Regions from separate parts of the Homo sapiens genome. Here region 1 is linked to region 2. A link is an interaction called in ENCODE POLR2A ChIA-PET data of the cell type or tissue named here. Cell type or tissue: OCI-LY7. All regions are shown on one strand. Each heading gives the region's core, and the rest is flanking DNA. Links, peaks and the distances in the headings are about the cores only. Region 1 has its middle 18 kb from the start of ANAPC7. Region 2 overlaps TCTN1 (tectonic family member 1).

Region 1 (10,057 bases), core at 3,610-7,609, 210 kb after region 2:
TGGAAAGATTACAGTACATGGAAATACATGAACAAGATCTATGTGAACTGTTTGATTTGACGTTTTTCTTTTTCCCAAAAGTATTAGTACTGAAGACCTTCATAAAAAGTTTGGTGCTATGTCCAGAAAGGGATGTAATACTATTCCACCAAAAGGCATTTGGTTTGTTTCCCCCTTCGTTTTTGTTTATAGATGTTTGGAAGACCATGCCATTAGGAGAGTGTAATTTTAGGGCCACATCTGTTCTGTGTTGATATTGAGATAAATCATCCATCATGATTTTCCACTTTGCTTCAACTCTGCAGCTCCAATTTATAGGTGATCTGGCAGTGCGCTAAGCACTTTACAGTTTTAAATCCTATTTAACTTTTGCAAAAAAAAAAAATACTTTTTGTGGGCCAGGTGCTGTGGCTCATGCCTGTAATCCTAGCACTTTGGGAAGCTGAGGTGGACAGATCACTTGAGGTCAGGAGTTTGAGACCAGCCTGGCCAATATGGCGAAACCCTGTCTCTACTAAAAATACAAAAATTAGAACTGGGTGCTGTGGCTCACGCTTGTAATCCAGCACTTTGGGAGGCCGAGGTGGGCAGATCACCTGAGGTCAGGAGTTCAAGACCAGCCTAGCCAACATGGTGAAATCCTGTCTCTACTAAAAATAGAAAAATTAGCTGGGCGTTGTGGCAGGTGTGTGTAATCCCAGCTACTCAGGAGGTTGAGGCAGGAGAATCCCTTGTACCCGGGAGGTGGAGCTTGCAGTGAGCTGAGATTCACCACTGCACTCCAGCCTGGGTAACAGCAAGACTCCATCTCAAAAATAAATAAATAAATAAAAGGCTGGGAGCGGTGGCTCACACCTGTAATCCCAGCACTTTGGGAGGCCGAGGCAGTCGAATCACGAGGTCAGGAGTTAGAGATCAACCTGGCCAACATGGTGAAACCTCGTGTCTACTAAAAATACAAAAATTAGCTGGGCGTGGTGGCGAGTGCCTGTAATCCCAGCTACTCAGGAGGCTGGGGCAGGAGAATTGCTTGAACCCGGGAGGCAGAGGTTGCAGTGAGCTGAGATCGTGCCATTGCGTTCCAGCCTGGGCGACAAGAGCAAGACTCCATCTCAAAAAATAATAATAATAAAATAAATAAAAATTTAAAAATAATAAAATTAAATAAAATTAAAAATTAGCTGGGTGTGATGGCACACACCTGTAATCCCAGCTACTCGGGAAGCTGAGACAAGAGAATCGCTTGAACCTGGGGGGCGGAGGTTGCAGTGAGCCAAGATCTCGCTGCTGCACTCCAGCCTGGGTGACAGAGCAAGACTCTGTCTCAAAAAAAAAAAAAAAAAGAAGGCCAGGTACGGTGGCTCATGCCTGTAATCCCAGCACTTTGGGAGGCTGAGGAGGGTGGATCACCTGAGGCCAAGAGTTCGAGACCAGCCTGGCCAACATGGTGAAACCCCGACTCTACTAAAAGTACAACAAATTAGCTGGGCGTGCTGGTGGGTTCCTGTAATCCCAGCTACTTGGGAGGCTGAGGCCGAAGAATGGCTTGAATCTGGGAGGCGGAGGTTGCAGTGAGCTGATATCACACCACTGCACTCCAGCCTGGGCGACAGAGGAAGTCTCTGTCTCAAAAACAAAAAAACAAAAAAAACACAAAAAAACCTTTGTGGCAGATGCAAGATTATCCCCTTTTCCAGATGAAGAAGGCGAGGCTACAGAAATTAACTTTTTGAAACTCACACACCTGGAAGTTGGCTAAATTGGTAATTAAACCTAAATCTGTCGGAATCCAGAGCTGGCCCACACAGCCAAAACGTGGTTACTTTGAAAGAGTGTAATTTTCAGTAACCCATTCATGCAACAATATGAGTAGATTGCTCTGTTGGGTGCACTATGCCAGCTATTGAAAGGATGCACAAGAGATGTCAGTGTGGTCTCTGCTCTCTAGGACCATAATGGTCTGATGGGAAATGTGTGTAGCAAGATAGATATGAAGAAATACTGCAAGGTTCATATGATGCCCAGTTCGGTAGAAGCCCAGAGAAAAAGAGGCTTTGTTGAAGTCAGTTGGAGAAGATTTAGCAAAGGTGGCTCTCAAACCAAATGAGCTCTGAAGTGAGCCAAATTGGGCAGACTAGATCCAAAAATGGTATACTGGTCCCAGGTAAATGACGTGGTCAAGCCTGGCATGAAGGCAACCTTAGGGTGTAGAATATGATGGGGTGGATGCTGCCCCAGCAGGAGGGAATGCCCCACATTTTTTTGTCTTGAAAGCTAAGACTGGGGGAATGCCTCACATTTTTGAGAGCCAGGGTCAGACTAGGACGTGAAACTTTCTCCTGTCAACAGGGCAAAGGACACCACAGATTGTCCACATTGGCACTTTTCTGCTTTTCCCACCATTCTGAGAACCATTTGCCTGAGCAATCGTCACTTTTTTTCTTTCTGAGTTTTTCCACAGTTTCTGTACTCAAGTTTTGTGGGCTTTTTAAAAACAGGCTTGTTGGCCGGGTGCAGTGGCTCACGCCTGTAATCCTATCACTTTAGGAGGTTCGAGGCGGGTGGATCACCTGAGGTCGGGAGTTCAAAACCAGCCTGACCAACATGGAGAAACCCCGTCTCTACTAAAAATACAAAATTAGCCAGGCGTGGTGGCGCATGCCTGTAATTCCAGCTACTCAGGAGGCTGAGGCAGGAGAATCACTTGAACCCGGGAGGTGGAGGTTGCAGTGAGCTGAGATCGCACCATTGCACTCCAGCCTGGGCAACAAGAGCAAAACTCCGTCTCAAAATAAAAAATAATAATAAAATAAAAACAGCCTTGTTGAAAAATAATTCACATACAATTCACTCATATAAAATGTTCAATGGTGTTTAGCATTTTACACTATTTTCATGTGTAACATAAACTTTGCCATTTTAACTATTTTAAGTGTACAATTCAGTGGCATTAATTCCATTCAAAATGTTGTACAACCATCACCACTATCTATTTTGAAAACTTTTTTATCACCCCAATAGAAACTCTGTCCCCATTAAACCACTCCCCCGCTTCCATTCAGCCCCTGTAAACTCTAATCTACTTGATGTCTGCATGCATTCACCTATCCTGGACATTTCATATAAATGGAATCATGTGAGCTGGGCACAGTGGCTCACGCCTGTAATCCCAGCACCTTGGGAAGCTGAGGCAGGCAGATCACTTGAGGTCAGGAGTTTGAGACCAGCCTGGCCAACATGGCAAAGCCCCATTTCTACCAAAAATACAAAAATTATCTGGGCAGGGTAGTGGGCAGCTGTAATCTCAGTTACTCGAGAGGCTGAGGCAGGAGAATCACTTGAACCCAGGAGGTGGAGGTTGCAGTGAGTGAGGTGAGATTGTGCCACTGCACTCCAGCCTGGGTGACAGACGGAGACCTCTGTCTCAAAAAAAAAAAAAGGAATCTTATGATATTTGTCCTTTTTGTGTTTGGCTTCTTTCACTTAATGTAATGTTTTTGAGATTCAGTCATATTTATCCATGTTGTAGCATGTATCAGAACTCAGAACTTCATTTTTTTTTTTAGACAGTCTCACGCTGTCACTCAGACTGGAGTGCAGTGGTGCAATCTCGGCTCACTGCAACTTCCGTCTCTTGGGTTCAAGCGATTCTCGTGCCTCAGCCACCTGAGTAGTTGGGATTACAGGCACCCACCACCACACCTGGCTAATTGTTGTATTTTTAGTAGAGATGGGGTTTCACCATGTTGGCCAGGCTGGTCTCGAACTCCTGACCTCAGGTGATCCGTCTGCCTCAGCCTCCCAAAGTGCTGGGATTAGAGGTGTGAGCCACCGTGTCCAGCCCTTCATTCTATTTTATAGCTGAATAACATTCCCTTGTAGGGACAGACCACATTTTGCTTCTCCATCTGTTCATGGACACTTGGGTTGTTTCCATCTTCCGTGAAGAATGCTGCAATGAACATGGTTATACAAGCTGAGTTCCTGCTTTCAGAGTGCTTTTAAAAAGTCACCCATTTGCTATTTTATCACAAATCCCCTTGAGATTTATCCCTAAACCATTATTTAAGTCTTTTTACTTGTCTGACTATCTCATAAATAAAAATGACCATCTGGACATCTTAGAACCTTCTTTACTGAAAAGAGGGAAAATTGGTTGGGATGCTGGTGGTATTTATTCCCTCCAGTTGTTCAGGGAAATTCTTTGTCCTGAAGTTATTTTTCCACTGAAAGGAAACCTATCACTGCCAGGAGACACTTAAGGGATGTTAAGTAATGTTTCCCTTAGAGCAATTTATAAGTGTTATGTTTTTCCCCTTGTACAAAAGACAGATCTAAGAAAAATGTCTGATTGCAGCTGGGAAAAATTTTCATTCTTAGGAAGCTGCTGGACATTTAGAGATGAACTTAAGTGGAGCAGAACATTTATATTTATAAGTTGTTCCTCCAATGTATTTGACCCAACACTCCACGGTATCCACATCATTCTACATCTGTTACGCAGCTGACCTAACGATTCACAGCCAATTACCATCCCAGGACTTCTGTTTCCTCACATAAAATGAAGATAACCTCTAACACGCCCTCCAGCTCCAAAATTATCCTTTCTGAATATGATTCCATGAGGAAGAGGAGGCCTAGTCTCCTTGGATATATCTCCTGTGTGTCCCAAGTTGTTTTAACACCATACATGTCCTTTGAATATTATTAAAATCAGTATGATCTGGCCAAGCATGGTGGGTCATGTGTGTAATCCCAGCACTTTGGGAGGCCAAGGCGGGTGGATCACTTTGCTGCGGGATAATTAAGGAATTAGAGAGACTGAGGGGTTGAGGAGGAATTATTTAATTATTAAGCTGCACCAACCCAGTCGGATTAACATCCAAAGGACTGGGCCCTGAACAAAGAGTCAAGTTACCTTTTAAGCATTTCGTGGGGCAGGGGCAGATCTGTGCAGGGGGAAGCATATTACAGAAGCAAGAAACAAAGACAGTTATTTAATTGAGACATGCATTACATTATTTCATACTTTTTAAGGAACAACATGTTTTACAACTTGAGATTATCTGTCTAGTGACCTTGTAGCTGCACAGCTAGAGAAACAGGGTCTTCACAATGCTTGGGAAAGGGAGAGATAAGGCTCACTAGCCACAGAAAGACAGGCAGTTAATTTTAAAGGACTCCAGCTCTTTCTCTTCCTCAAGGGGAATTGGGTTTTCTTATATACAACTGAGTTTTTGTTTAAACATTTTTTGATTTATTTTAATTCCTGTTTCAGCTTGAGCTCAGTTCAAGACCAGCCTGGCAACATGGCAAAACCCCTGTCTCTACCAAAAAAAATTAGCCAGGCGTGGTGGCAGGTATCTGTACTCCCAGCTTCTTGGAAGGCTGAGGTGGGATTATCTCTTGAGCCCGAAAGGTAGAGGTTGCAGTGAGCTGTGATTGCACCACTGCACTCCAGCCTGGGTGATAGAGCCAGACCTTGTCTCAAAACAAAACAAAACAAAATCAGTATGATCTGAATTACATCATATTAATGGGACCTAACCGTAGAACCTACCCTCTCTTTGATAAATTGATTTTCAAGATGAATATTTTGAAATTTCCAGATTAGCTGGGCATGGTACCACACACCTGTAGTCCCAAGTACTCAGGAGGCAGAGGTGGAAGGATTGCTTGAGCCCAGGAGGTCAAGGCTGCAGTGAGCTATGATTTCGCCACTGCACTCCAGCCTGGGTGACAGAGAGAGACACAACTCTAAATAAATAAATAAAAATTGGGCACAGTGGCTCACACCTGTAATCCAGCACTTTGTGAGGCCAAGGCAGGAGGACAGCTTGAGCCCAGGAGTTTAAGACCAGCCTGGGCAACATAGCAAGACCCCATCTCCACACACACTCAATTTTTTAAATTAGCTTGGTGTGGTGGTGCATGCCTATAGTCCCAGCTACTTGGGAGGCTGAGGTGGAGGGACCACTTAAGCCTGGGAAGTTGAGGCTACAGTGAGGTATGATTGTGCCACTGCACTCAAGCCTGGGCAACAGAGGGAGATCCTGTCTCAAAAAAAATAAAAAATAAAAAATAAATAAATAAATAAATAAATAAAATTTCCAGAGGAGGTAGGTCCCCCTTTGCCTCTAATTTTTTCTCTATAAATATTTTTGCTTCATCCATTCTTTGTGTGAGTTTATCAGTTTCACAGGTGTGTTTTAGCTCTATTTCTTTGCAGGAATTATCAACTTTTCTTTTTTTTTTTTTTTTTTTTGAGACTGAGTCTCACTCTGCCACCCAGGCTGGAGTGCAGTGGTGCGATCTCAGCTCATTGCAACCTCTGCCTCCCGGGTTCAAGCGATTCTTCTGCTTCAGCCTCCCGAGTAGCTGGGACTACAGGCATGCGCCACCACACCCAACTAATTTTTGTAATTTTAGTAGAGATGGAGTTTCACCATATTGGCCAGGCTGGTCTTGAACTCCTGACCTAGTGATCCACCCACCTTGGCCTCCCAAAGTGCTGGGATTACAGACCTGAGCCACTGTGCCCAGTCTCAACCTTTCTTCTACCAGTTAGCCAGTGATACATTCTCCTTCATTCCCATCAGTATATAAAAATGATATTTCTCCAATCAGAAAACAAAAATCCTCTCTTTCACCCACCTGCTGCCAACCATGTCCTCCTTTGCTTTACAACAGGGCTTCTCCACATTGACACTTTGACATTTTGGACTGGCTACTTAAATATATGAATTAAAAAAATTTTTTTTTTCTTTTTGACAGAATCTCCCTCTGTCACCCTGGCTGGAGTGCCATGGTGTAATCTAGATTTACCGAAACCTCCACCTCCGGGTTCAAGTGATTCTCCTGCCTCAGCTTCCCAAGTAGCTGGGATTATAGGTGTGAGCCACCATGCCTGGCATGAATGTAAATTTCTCCTCCACTTTGCCGTGGGGGGCTGTCCTATACATTAAAGAATGTTTAGCAGCATCCCTAGTATCTATCTACCCGATGCCAGAAGCAACACCCACCCCACCTCAGATGTCTCCAGACATTGCCCAATGTCCCCTAGGAATACAGTCACCACCCTGCCTCCACCCCAGTTGAGAACCACTTCTCTGCAGCAAAACTCCTCAAAATAATTGGCCGGGCACAGTGGCTCATGCCTGTAATCCCAGCACTTTGGGAGGCCGAGGCAGGCGGATCACCAGGTCAAGAGTTCGAGACCAGCCTGGCCAGCATGGTGAAACCCCGTCTCTACTAAAAATACAAAAATTAGCCAGCCGGGCAGGTGGCACATGCCTGTAATCCCAGCTACTTGGGAGGCTGAGGCAGGAGAATCACTTGAACCCAGGAGGTGGAGGTTGCAGTGAGCCAAGGTCGTGCCACTGCACTCCAGCCTGGGCGAAAGGGCGAGATCTCGTCTCAAAAAAAAAAAAAAGAATTATTGGCTGGGCAAGGTGGCTCATGCCTGTAATCCCAGCACTGTGGGAGGCCAAGGCAGGCAGATTACCTGAGGTCAAGTGTTCAATACTAGCCTGGCCAACATGGTAAAACCCCTTCTCTACTAAAATACACAAAAATTAGCAGGAGCATGGTGGAGCATGCCTGTAATCCAGCTACTGGGGAGGCTGAGGCAGGAGAATCACTTGAACTTGGGAGGCAGAGGTTGCAGTGAGCCGAGATCATGCCGTTGAACTCTAGCATGGGCAACAGAGCAAGACTCCATCTCAAAATAAAAGAATTATCTATATGCATTGTCTCACATTTGTCTCCTTCTCTTTACCAAAGCGCCACTGAAAATGTTCTTGTTGACATCATCAGTGACTTTCATGTTGCTAAATGCTATGGCTATTTCTCCATAAGATGCAAAAAATTAGCCAGGCATGGTGGTGGGCGCCTGTAGTCCCAGCTACTCAGGAGGCTGAGGCAGGAGAATGGCATGAACCCGGGAGGCGGAGCTTGCAGTGAGATGAGATCACACCACTGCACTCCAGCCTGGGCAACAGAGCGAGACTCCGTCTCAAAAAAAAAAAAAAAAGAAAAGAAAAGAAAAAAGTATAATAGCAAACATTTATATAGTGCTTCTGGAACAGGAATTAAAAGAAATTAAAGAATGTGTAAGCAAAAACTCAGTTGTATGTAAGAAAACCCAATTCCCCCTGAGGAAGAGAAAAAGGTGGAGTCCTTTAAAAATTAACTGCCTGTTTTTCTGTCTGTGGCTAGTGAGCCTTATCTCTCCCTTTCCCAGGCATTGTGAAGACTCTGTTTCTCTAGCTGTGTGGCTGCAAGGTAAGTAGATAGATAAACTCAAGTCGTAAAACATGTTTTTCCTTGAAAAGTAAGAAATGATGTAATGCGGCCGGGCGCGGTGGCTCACGCCTGTAATCCCAGCACTTTGGGAGGCCGAGGCGGGCGGATCACAAGGTCAGGAGATCGAGACCATCCCGGCTAAAACGGTGAAACCCCGTCTCTACTAAAAATACAAAAAATTAGCCGGGCGTAGTGGCGGGCGCCTGTAGTCCCAGCTACTTGGGAGGCTGAGGCAGGAGAATGGCGTGAACCCGGAGGCGGAGCTTGCAGTGAGCCGAGATCCCGCCACTGCACTCCAGCCTGGGCGACAGAGCGAGACTCCGTCTCAAAAAAAAAAAAAAAAGAAATGATGTAATGCATGTCTCAACTGAATAACTGTCTTTGTTTCTCACTTCTGTAATATGCTTCCCCCTGCACAGATCTCCCCCTGCCCCATGAAATGCTTAAAAGGTAACTTGACTCTTTGTTAGGGGCTCAGTCCTTTGGATGTTAATCCGACTGGGTTGGTGCACCTAAATAATTAAATAGTAAGTATCCTCCTCAACCCGTCGGTCTGATTCCTAAATTAGCCCGCTACACTGCAAGGGACCCAGAGATCACCTCCAGCCCCTCTTTTAACTCTTAGTGGGTTTTTGAGCTGGATCGAAAACGAACTGACACCAGGCAGATTAACAAGAGAAAAGTGTACAAACTTTGTTTCACGTGTACGGGGGGGTCTACACAAAAAAAAGAGTGAAGTCTGAAGAAGTGGCCAAATAAGATGCTTTATATGTTTTAGACAAAGAGCAATATACTTGAGAAGAAATGACAGGACAAAGAAAATCTGGCTGGGGCAGTAAATTTTTCAGGGGAGTCACTAGGAGATAAATGGGGGGAGTGCCAAACTGGTGAAAGTAAAGGTAACTTTGTTAAGTATGTTTATGGAGGTCCATTGTAGCCTTTAGTTTTAAGTCTCTGGAGATAAGGGCTATTTTCTTGCTCTTATATGGAGAGGGTACCTTTTCCAGATAAATCCTCATCACTTGTTACATGCAGGAAAACAGTGGTCAGCTCATTGTTTCTGAAACTTTACTTCCTCTATTTTTTTTTTCTTTGGTGACAGAATCTCACTCTGTTACCCAGACTGGAGTGCAGTGACACAATCTCAGCTCACTGCAACCTCCACCTCCCAGGTTCAAGTGATTCTCATGCCTCGGTCTCCTGAGTAGCATGCGTCACCACGCCCAGCTAATTTTTGTATTTTTAGTAGAGAGAGGGTTTTACCATGTTGGCCAGGCTGGTCTTGAACTCCTGGGCTCAAGTGATCAGCCTGCTTCGGCTTCCCAAAGTGCTTGAATTACAGGCGTGAGCCACCGTGCCCAGCCTCTCTAATGCTTTTTAACTCAATAATTGATATATCGATTTGGCATATTTGGAGTTTTGGGATTTTTGTTTTATTTATTTATTTATTTTTGAGACGGGGTCTCTCTTTGTCACCCAGGCTGGAGTGCAGTGGTGGGATCATAGCTCACTGCAGCCTCCACTTCCTGGGCTCAAGTGATTCCCCTGCCTCAGTCTCCCTGGTAGCTGGGACTATAGATGAGCACCACCATGTCCGGCTAATTTTTGTGTTTTTTTGTACAGACATGGTCTTGCTATATTGCCTAGGCAGGTCTTGAACTCCTGAGCTCAAGTGATCTGCCTGCCTCGGCCTCCCAAAGTACTGGGATTACAACCACCATGCCCAGCCCAATTTGGCATATTTTGGGATGGC
Region 2 (10,057 bases), core at 3,940-7,939:
CCTCCACCTCCCTGGCTCAAGCAATCCTCCTACCTCAGCCTCCTGAGTAGCTGGAACTACAGATGTGCACCACTATGTCTGGCTAATTTTTGTATTTTTTATAAAGACAGGGTTTCACTATGTTGCCCAGGCTCAAACTCCTAATCTCAAGCAATCTGCCCACCTCAGCCTCCCAAAGTGCTGGGATTACAGGCATAGCCGCCACACCCAGCCTTTGGTTTGGTTTTAATTTACACTGTTCTTCGTGTGTGCAAGATTGTCTTTTCAGCAGAATACATTTGTCTTTTCAGCAGAATACAGAATACATTCCTATCGTCCATTACTTAGCTTCTTCATAGTGAGGCCCCTTGGGGATGGGAGAGCCAAGCCTGCTGCCTTCCACTGCCTAGGGGGCCATTCTGCAAACTCTTGGAGGCTCCTGAATGGAGAGGAGCATAGGGGAGCACAGGCTGCAGGCCAACTGCATGGGGTCCATTCCTGTTCCACCACCACCTGAGTGAGCCTGAACAAGAAACTGTACATCTCTGTTTCCTGCTCTAAAAAATGGAGATACTAACCTGGCCTCAAGGGATTACAGAGAGTATTTAAGGGAAAACACATACAAGCACTTAACACAATACCCAGCACACAATATGTGCTTAATAATGGTTAGCTGTTGATATGCTTTAGAACTTTCCAACAACTGGAAGTGTTAAACAATTGAGTGAGCTGTTTTCAGGTAGTCAGTTCCCCATCACTACAAGTGCTCAAGCAGTGACTGCATGTGGTAGAAAAGACTGGCCCTGGGTGAGAAATTGAACTACGTGACCTTTGAGGCCTCTTTTAACCCGAAGATTCTGTTTTTAGTTACGAGGCCTGTTTAATGATGACTACTACAAATGTAAAGTATTAAGTTGGTGCAAAAATAATTGCGATTTTGGTCATTACTTTTAATGGCAAAAACCGCAACTACTTTTCCACCAACCTAATAATAACAGCAAATGTCTAAGGAAAGAAGAATGACCACTTTCTTACCTGCAGGGTTATTATCAGTGCACAGAGATGATGTCAGGGACGAAGGAAATCTCAGAAACGAATCTGAAGTCTGCAGAGGAACCCCATACTGCAAACACAACAACCAACAGTCGTTATGGTGTAATTAAAGTATTCATTCAACACTTACTGGGCACCCACAATGTGCCAAGCAGCACTGCAGGCATCAGAGACACACTGATGAGCAAAAAACAGATGTGGTCCTTGCCCTCAAGAAGCTCACATCTAGTTGTGTCGCCATTTTTAAAAGGATGTGTTTCTGTATGTGCATGTTACTGTATTTGCAGGCTTCTTAGTCATGGAATTCCTCTGGAAGGGTACATGAGACAATGACATAACGATCTGCCTCTGCAGACAGGAACTAGGTGGCTGGACACAGGGTTGAGAGAATTATTTTTCGCTAGCATTAATTATTTAAATAACATATACAGTATACATTAAAATCATAAAAATCAATTTTTTATAAATCAGTTTTATGAAAGAATGCCTTCTTTCCCAAAACCAAACCCCACAAAATTATTTTCCAATCTTCAAAACCCAGATTAATAGCTATTAGGCTTATAGCCAATTTTCTCGAACTTGAAAGTTTATCCAAATGCTTTAGTGCCAGCAGGAGTATGGGAAACAACTCCTTCCACTCACTGGAGCTGGGAGTGTAAAGCACTGCAATTTTTCTGGAGGGCAATCTGGTATCAATATTTAAATTTTCCATTCATTTTTACCAAACTAACTCATTTATAGGAATGTATCCTAAGGATTTAATCAGTGAAGTGTACAAAAATGTATGTATATATGAGAATGTTCATTGTGGATAACAGCAAAAACTGGAAACATGTCTGTTAAGAGTGGAACAGCTCAGATACATACACAGAAAATAATATTTTGGCTTTGTTTGTTTGTTTGTTTTTGAGATGGAGTCTTGCTCTATTGCCCAGGCTGGAGTGCAGTGGCATGATCTCAGCTCACTGCAACCTCCGCTTCCTGGGTTCAAGCGATCCTCATGCCTCAGCCTTCCAAGTAGCTGGAACTACAGGCACGCACCACCACGCCCAGCTAATTTTTGTATTTTTAGTAGACATGGGGTTTCACTATATTGTCCAGGCTGGTGTGGAACTCCTGACCTCAAGTGATTTGCCCGCCTCGGCCTCCCAAAGTGCTGGGATTATAGGCGTGAGCCACCATGCCCAGCCAAGAATATTTTGTAAACTACAGCTCTAGGGCTGGGTGCAGTGGCTCACATCGTAATCCCAGCACTTTGGGAGGCCGAGGCGAGCGGATTACCTGAGGTCAGGAGTTCAAGACCAGCCTGGCCAACATGGTGAAACCCCGTCTCTACAAAAATACAAAAATTAGCTGAAGACCAGCCTGGCCAACATGGTGAAACCCCATCTCTACAAAAATACAAAAATTAGCTGATCATGATGGCAGGTGCCTGCAATCCCAGCTACTTGGGAGGCTGAGGTGGGAGAATTGCTTGAACCTGAGAGGCGGAGGTTGCAGTGAGCCAAGATCACACCACTGCACTCCAGCCTGGGCGACACAGCAAGACTCCATCTCAAAAACAACAACAACAACAACAACAACGCAGCTCTATCACTAGTTCTGACAAGTTGCTTTCCTGTGCCTAAGTTTTTCTCATCAGGTAAATGGAGACAATGGTGCATCCCTCCCAGGGGGGTGCATGAAGTAATGCCTGAAAAGCTCTTCACAGTGCCTGGCACATGGAAAATGCTCAATGGTAAATTTTATATTGACATGGGAAGATGCACATGATTTATCACTGAAAAAGGAATTTTCTAGAACAATGTGGATACCTATAAATCCCACTTCTATACAACACCATATATACATTATAATAGACATATTTAAAAATCAGGAAGAATACACACCAATCTCTTCAAAGTGATTTGCAGTATGAATATTAATGGATACAGGGATCTTTCAACTTATATGCCTCTATATGTTGAACTTTTAGAACTAGTACATGTTGCTTTTATACTTTGCTTTTAAAAAGATGCTTCCAAAAGAGTTAAGGTTCATTCAGTTAATATGTGTCCCATTTAAAGGTGTACTACTGAATAGACATAAAACAGCACACATCTTCCAAAATCTGTAAAACTAAATACAATTTTGAGAAGATGACCAGACAACCAACCAATCTACTCCATGATCTCAGCAACATGCCTCAAGCATTTTGCTGCATCTTTTAAGGTTGAGGAGAACAAAGAACTCTGAAGAGACAAAATACAAGTTTATCACAGAATAAACAACCTTAAATCCTCTATTCAGAATTCAAATATTCAGTTTTATTTTTATTATTATATTTTAAGTTCTGGGATAACGGGTGCAGAACATGCAGGTTTGTTACGTAGGTATACACGTGCCATGGTGGTTTACTGCACTCATCAACCCATCATCTACATTAGGTGTTTCTCCTAATGCTATCCCCTCCCCTAGCCCACCACCCTCTGACAGGCCCCTGTGTGTGATGTTCCCCTCCCTGTGTCCATGTGTTCTCATTGTTCAACTCCCACTTATGAGTGAGAACATGCGATGTTTGGTTTTCTGTTCCATGTTAGTTTGCTGAGAATGATGGTTTCCTACAAAGGACATGAACTCATCCTTTTTTATGGCTGCTTAGCATTCCATGTTGTGTATGTGCCACATTTTCTTCACCCAGTCTATCACTGATGGACATTTGGGTTGGTTCCAAGTCTTTGCTATTGTGAATAGTGCTGCAATAAACATACGTGTGCGTGTGTCTTTATAGAATGATTTATAATCCTTTGGGTATATACTCAGTAATGGAATTGCTGGGTCAAATGGTATTTTAGGTTCTAGATCCTTGAGGAATCGCCGCACTGTCTTCCACAATGGTTGAAATAATTTACACTCCCACCCAACAGTGTAAAAGCGTTCCTATTTCTCCATATCCTCTCCAGCACCTGTTGTTTCCTGACTTCTTAATAATCGTCATTCTAACTGGCGTGAGATGGTATCTGATTGCAGTTTTGATTTGCATTTCTCTAATGACCAGTGATGATGAGCCTTTTTTCATAGGTTCGTTGGCCACTTAAATGTCTTCTTTTGAAAAGTGTCTATTCATATCCTTCACCCACTTTTTGATGGGGTTGTTTTTTTCTTGTAAATTTATTTAAGTTCCTTGTAGATTCTGGATATTAGCCCTTTGTCATATGGATAGATTGCAAAAATTTTTTCCCATTCTGTAGGTCACACGTTCACTCTGATGATAGTTTCTTTTGCTGTGCAGAAGCTCTTTAGTTTAATTAGATCCCATTTGTCAATTTTGGCTTTTGTTGCCATTGCTTTTGGTTGTTTTACTCATGATGTCTTTGCCCATGTCTATGTCCTGAATGGTATTGCCTGGGTTTTCTTCTAGGGTTTGTATGGTTTTAGGTCTTACATTTAAGTCTTTAATCCATCTTCAAATATTCAGTTTTAATTTTCATGATCTTTGATTTGTAGGCATGAACATTAAGTTTTTTAGTCTATAATATCAACTCTGTCTCAAGGAACCCAGTTTTCCTGGTAACCTTGAAAATTAACTTACAAGGAAAGATATTTGTGATGGGATGAAAAGAATCAATCAAGTTCAGGCTCACCTCATATTTAGCAGCAGTAGGAATATCCAGTTTGGTTGTGAAGGAAACATATGATTCAGCATTCAATGTAAAACCATCAGATGTTTTCATCAATGTATCAAAATTGTTTTCATCAGGTACTTCTGGATTAATAAAGGATAATGCAGGTTTATCTGTTTTTTAAAAAAAACAGTATTTTAAATCGGTATAAAATATATGTATAATATGTATGACCTATATAAAGGTTTTGGAAAGTTTTTAATAGCATCAAGGCTGATGTAAAAAACAAATAGTGTCTTGGCTGGGCGCATGGGCTCACGCCTGTAATCTCAACACTTTGGGAGGCCAAGGCGGGCGGACTGCCTGAGGTCAGGAGTTTGAGACCAGCCTGGCCAACACGGTGAAATCCTGTCTCTACTAAAAATACAAAAATTAGCCAGTCATGGTGGTGTGCACCTGTAATCCCAGCTACTCGGGAGGCTGAGGCAGGAGAATCGCTGAAACCCAGCAGGCAGAGGTTGCAGTGAGCTGAGATAGCGCCACTGCACTCCAGCCTGGGTGACACAGTGAGACTTCATCTCAAAAAAAAAAAAAAAAAGTGTATTTTTCCATATTCACTTCTCCCAGGATTTTTTAAAGCTTATTAAACAAACAGGACCTCCAGACTCAGCCTGCTTCTTCTAATAATGGGGAAGTAATAGTTTGTAGCACTTACAAGTAAACAGCACAACAGAAGCCAATAATAATCCGTCTATTTCTCTAGCCCCTGGACTGATGAGTTTGCTGTATCAACCTGTAAGGAGAAGCTCTCTCCGGATGGCTATGGGAATGAAAGAATCCGACTTCTACTCTCACACAGCCACCGTGAAAGTCCTGGAGTAAAATGTGCTGTGTACAGAAGAGAGAGAAGGAAGCAGGCTGGCATGTTCACTGGGCTGGTGTTACGACAGAGAACCTGACAGTCACTGGCCAGTTATCACTTCAGATTACAAATCACACAGAGCATCTGCCTGTTTTCAATCACAAGAGAACAAAACCAAAATCTATAAAGATATTCTGAAAATATGACAGAATTTGACAAATAAAAGCATAAACGTGTCTCTGATCTTTGATATCCTGATAACATTTTACATGTACATGTACTTTGGATCTAGACATATATTTGAGCTAAATGCTCAGATAAAAATAAAGATCCTGTTTTCATGCAAATATTCTTAGTAAAAATAAAAGAAAAAAGGAAATAGAAACCACAGGTAATGTTCAAAGCTGAGCCTGATTTTCAACCATTAAACCAGGAGGAAATAAAGTTAAAAAAACACATGTATATATAGAAACCTAGATTCCTATGTATGTCTGCATATTATAAACACTTTTAAGATAAGTATACGGTTTCGAAAGACAACTACACAATCATAATTACTTTTAAAGAAAATGTGCATGCCCACAGGTCTATAAAGTTACTTCCTATTACCTGTGAAATGGTCTCTAAAGATATACACTATACATATAGCAAAACAGAATAATTGCTTTAAATCTAACTGAGGGCTGGACAAGGCAGCTCACACCTGTAATCTCGGCATTTTGAGAGGCCGAGGCAGGAGGATCATTTAAGGTCAGGAGTTTGAGACCAGCCTCGCCAACATGGTGAAACCCTGTCTCTACTAAAAATAAAAAATTAGCTGGGTGTGGTGGCAGGTACCTGTAATCTCAGCTACTCGGGAGGCTGAGGCAGGAGAATCACTTGAACCCGGGAGGCAGAGGTTGCAGTGAGCTGAGAACGTGCCACTGCTTTCCAACCTGGGCAACAGAGTGAGACTCTGCCTCAAAAAAAAAAAAAAAAAGAAAGAAAGAAAAAATAGTAATAATAGGGCTGGGCACAGTGGCTCACACCTGTAATCCCAGCACGTTGGGAGGCCAAGGCAGGTGGATCACCTGAGGTCGGGAGTTCAAGACCAGCCTGACCAACATGGAGAAACCCCGTCTCTACTAAAAATACAAAACTGGCCAGGCATGGTGGCCCATGCCTGTAATCCCAGCTACTTGGGAGGCTGAGGCAGGAGACTCACTTGAACCCAAGAGGCAGAGGATTTGTGATGAGCCGAGATTGAGCCGTTGCACTCCAGCCTGGGCAACAAGAGCGAAACTCCGTCTCAAAAAAAAAAAAAAAAAAAAAAAACCACGCACACACAAAAATTATCCAGGCATGGTGGCAGGCACCTGTAATCCCAGCTACTCAGTAGGCTGAGGCAGGAGAATCACTTGAATCTGGGAGGTGGAGGTTTCAGTGAGCCGAGATTGCGCCACTGCACGCCAGCCTGGGTGACAGAGCAAGACTCTGTCTCAAAAAAACCATAATCATAATTATAAAATAAATCTGACACATTTTTCCATAACTTTGAGAAAAATTTTCCAGAGCTTCACAAAATATATCAATGTCAAATACTTACAGTTTGTAATATGAATGCAGAAAATAGATGGATTAATCTGGTCAACAAGTTCAAATACTCTTTGAGGTGGGTTTGCTGTAAAATTCAATGAATAGATGACTGCTTTTTGACTACAAAACTGGCTGTCGCCCCTGAAAATTAAAAAAATAATAATACAAAGTTACAAGACATAAGCACACAATCTTAGCAAAATTATTTTAAAACTGTCAGATGCTTGTACTGTACTATGTTAACAGTTACGTGGAGGATATTTATGAAAGCATGACGTCCCAGCTACTTGGGAGGCTGAGGCGGGAGAATGGCATGAACCCAGGAGGCAGAGCTGGCAGTGAGCCAAGATCGCGCCACTGCACTCTAGCCTGGGCAACAGAGCAAGACTCTGTCTCACAAAAAAAAAAAGAAAGAAAGAAAGAAAAAAGAAAGCATATTAGAATTGAATCCGGCTGGGCACGGTGGCTCACACCTGTAATCCCAGCACTTTGGGAGGCCGAGGTAGGCGGATCACAAGGTCAGGAGATGGGGACCAGCCTGGCCAAGATGGTAAAACCCCATCTCCACTAAAAATACAAAAATTAGCTGGGCGTGGTGGTGGGTGCCTGTAATCCCAGCTACTAGGGAGGCTGAGGCACGAACATCGCTTGAACCCAAGAGGCAGAGGTTGCAGTGACCCGAGATCGCGCCACTGCACTCAAGCCTGGTGACAGAGTGAGACTCCATCTCAAAAAAAAAAAAAAAATTGAATCCTTTTTTTTGAGATGTAGCCTCACTCTCCCAGGCTGGAGTGCAGTGGCACGATCTCGGGTCACTGCAACCTCTGCCTCTTGGGTTCAGGTGATTCTCCTGCCTCAGCCTCCCGAGTAGCTGGGACTACAGGTGTGCACTGCCATGCCTGGCTAATTTTTGTATTTTTATTAGAGACAGGGTTTCACCATGTTGGCCAGGCTGGTCTCAAACTCCTTACCTCAGATGATCCACCTGCCTCAGCCTCCCAAAGTGCTGGGCATGAGTCACCACAGCTGGCTGAATCCATTTTTATTTAGTTTATTCTGTGTTGAAATATTTTGCATTTGGGCCAGTCACAGTAGCATGCACCTGTATTACCAACTACTCAGGAGGTTAAGATGCAAGGCTCACTTGAGGTTAGGAGTTCGAGGCCAGTCTGGCAACATAGTGAGATCCTCATCTCTTTTTAAAAAAGAAAAAGCTTGGCATTTAAAACTTTTTCCTCTAACAGAAAAAAACAAAATTGAGACAAGTAGAATAACCTTTAAGGAAATCTTGTCAAGAACGTAGATCAGGGTATAATTTTTATGTCAGTGAACTTTACAAACTCTGATAGCATCAATTAGATAAAATTTTGCAGACCTTCAGATTGTTTAAAAGTACCCAGAATAGATCCAAATTCCTTGTCTTTAGAATAAAGCTGTCTTCAAAGGACTGTGAGAGTAAGAAAATGTGGAGTCATCTGGAAGGTTTAATGCTTAGAAGTTATGGTACAGGGCCAGGCACAGTGGCTCATGCCTCTAATCCCAGCACTTTGGGAGGCCGAGGCGGGTGGATCACCTGAGATCAGTCGTCTGGAAGGTTTAGTGCTTACAAGTTATGGTACAGGACCAGGCACAGTGGATCATGCCTGTAATCCCAGCACTTTGGGAGGCCGAGGTGAGCGGATCACCTCAGGTCAGGCATTCAAGACCAGCCTGGCCAACATGGCGAAACCCTGTCTCTACTAAAAATACAAAAATAAATTAGCCAGGCGTGGTGGCATGTGCCTGTAGTTCCAGCTGCTGGGGAGACTGAGGCAGGAGTATTGCTTGAACCTGGGAGGTTGCAGTGAGCCAAGATCGTGCCACTGCACTCCAGCCTGGGCGACAGAGTGAGACTCTCTCTCCCAAAAAAAAAAAAAAAAGAAGTTATGAGTTAAGTCTTCAACCAATCCCAGATTTGACAAATCCCAATCAATTTGCTATAGATACAGATACAGGCCAAGCACCATGGCTCATGCCTGTAATCCCAGCATTTTGGGAGGCTGAGGAGGATCACTTGAGGCCAGGAGTTCAAGACCAGCCTGGGCAACACAGACCCCTATCTCTACAAAAAACAAAGAAAAAATTAGTCCGGCATGCTGGCAGATGCCTGTAGTACTAACTACTTGGGAGGCTGAGGTAGGAGGACTGCTTGAGCCCAGGAGCAAGGTTACAGTGAGCTATGATCGTGTCACTGCACTCCAGCCTGGGTGACAGAGCAAGACCTATCTCAAAAAAACATAGAGGCTGGGCACAGTGGCTCACGCCTACAATGCCAGTACTTTGGGAGGCCATGGCAGGAGGATCACTTGAAGCCAGGATTTCAAGACCAGCCTGGGCCACAAAGTGAGATTTTGTCTCTAAAAAAAAAAAAAAATAGACAGATAGCTGGACAGACAGATAATAGTATAGAGATAGTCATAATAAAAATGGGACCATATTCTACATACTGTTTTAAGGCTTTTCTCACTTAATATATAATGCCTAATATGCACTTACAATATTATAAGTGGCTTCATCATCGTATACCAGCCTATTAATACCCCAATTTGTTTAACCAATATAGATATGGATATGGTACAGCCCAAGCACCGTGGCTCATGCCTGTAATCCCAGCATTTTGGGAGGCTGGGGAGGATCACTTGAGGCCAGGAGTTCAAGACCAGCCTGGGCAACACAGACCCCGATCTCTACAGAAAACAAAGAAAAAATTAGCCCGGCATGCTGGCAGATGCTTATAGTTCTAACTACTTGGGAGGCTGAGGTAGGAGGACTGCTTGAGCCCAGGAGCAAGGTTACAGCGAGCTATGATCGTTGGTTTAGGTTTAGGTTTCTAATTTTCCCCAATTATATGTAATGCTATAATGACAACCTTATACATACATCTTTATGACTGTCTCCAGTTGTTTCCTTAGGATATGTTTCCTGAACTGGAACTGCTAAACCAAAA

What was found. Peaks named below come from ENCODE experiments on the same cell type or tissue, not always from the same donor. Only the 100,000 strongest peaks of a DNase experiment are listed, where the experiment ranks them.
Region 1: POLR2A ChIA-PET joins it to region 2 with 9 read pairs; 6 of 35 experiments call an interaction of 5 or more read pairs at or near these places.

What each region holds. Positions count from the first base shown.
Region 1 is chr12:110,416,655-110,426,711 of GRCh38, reverse strand. No RefSeq gene overlaps it. Among named protein-coding and RNA genes, the nearest start is that of ANAPC7, 18 kb to the right of the region's middle. In OCI-LY7, for the core only: no CTCF peak of the experiment used is centred there; no DNase peak of the experiment used is centred there.
Region 2 is chr12:110,623,517-110,633,573 of GRCh38, reverse strand. TCTN1 (tectonic family member 1) reads right to left here. Exons shown (of 15, transcript NM_001082538.3): 3 at 7,082-7,212; 4 at 4,656-4,807; 5 at 1,015-1,102. It also overlaps the pseudogene RN7SL387P. Among named protein-coding and RNA genes, the nearest start is that of TCTN1, 14 kb to the right of the region's middle. In OCI-LY7, for the core only: no CTCF peak of the experiment used is centred there; a DNase peak (open chromatin) is centred at 5,603; H3K4me3 peaks cover 1,190 bases; H3K27ac peaks cover 1,288 bases.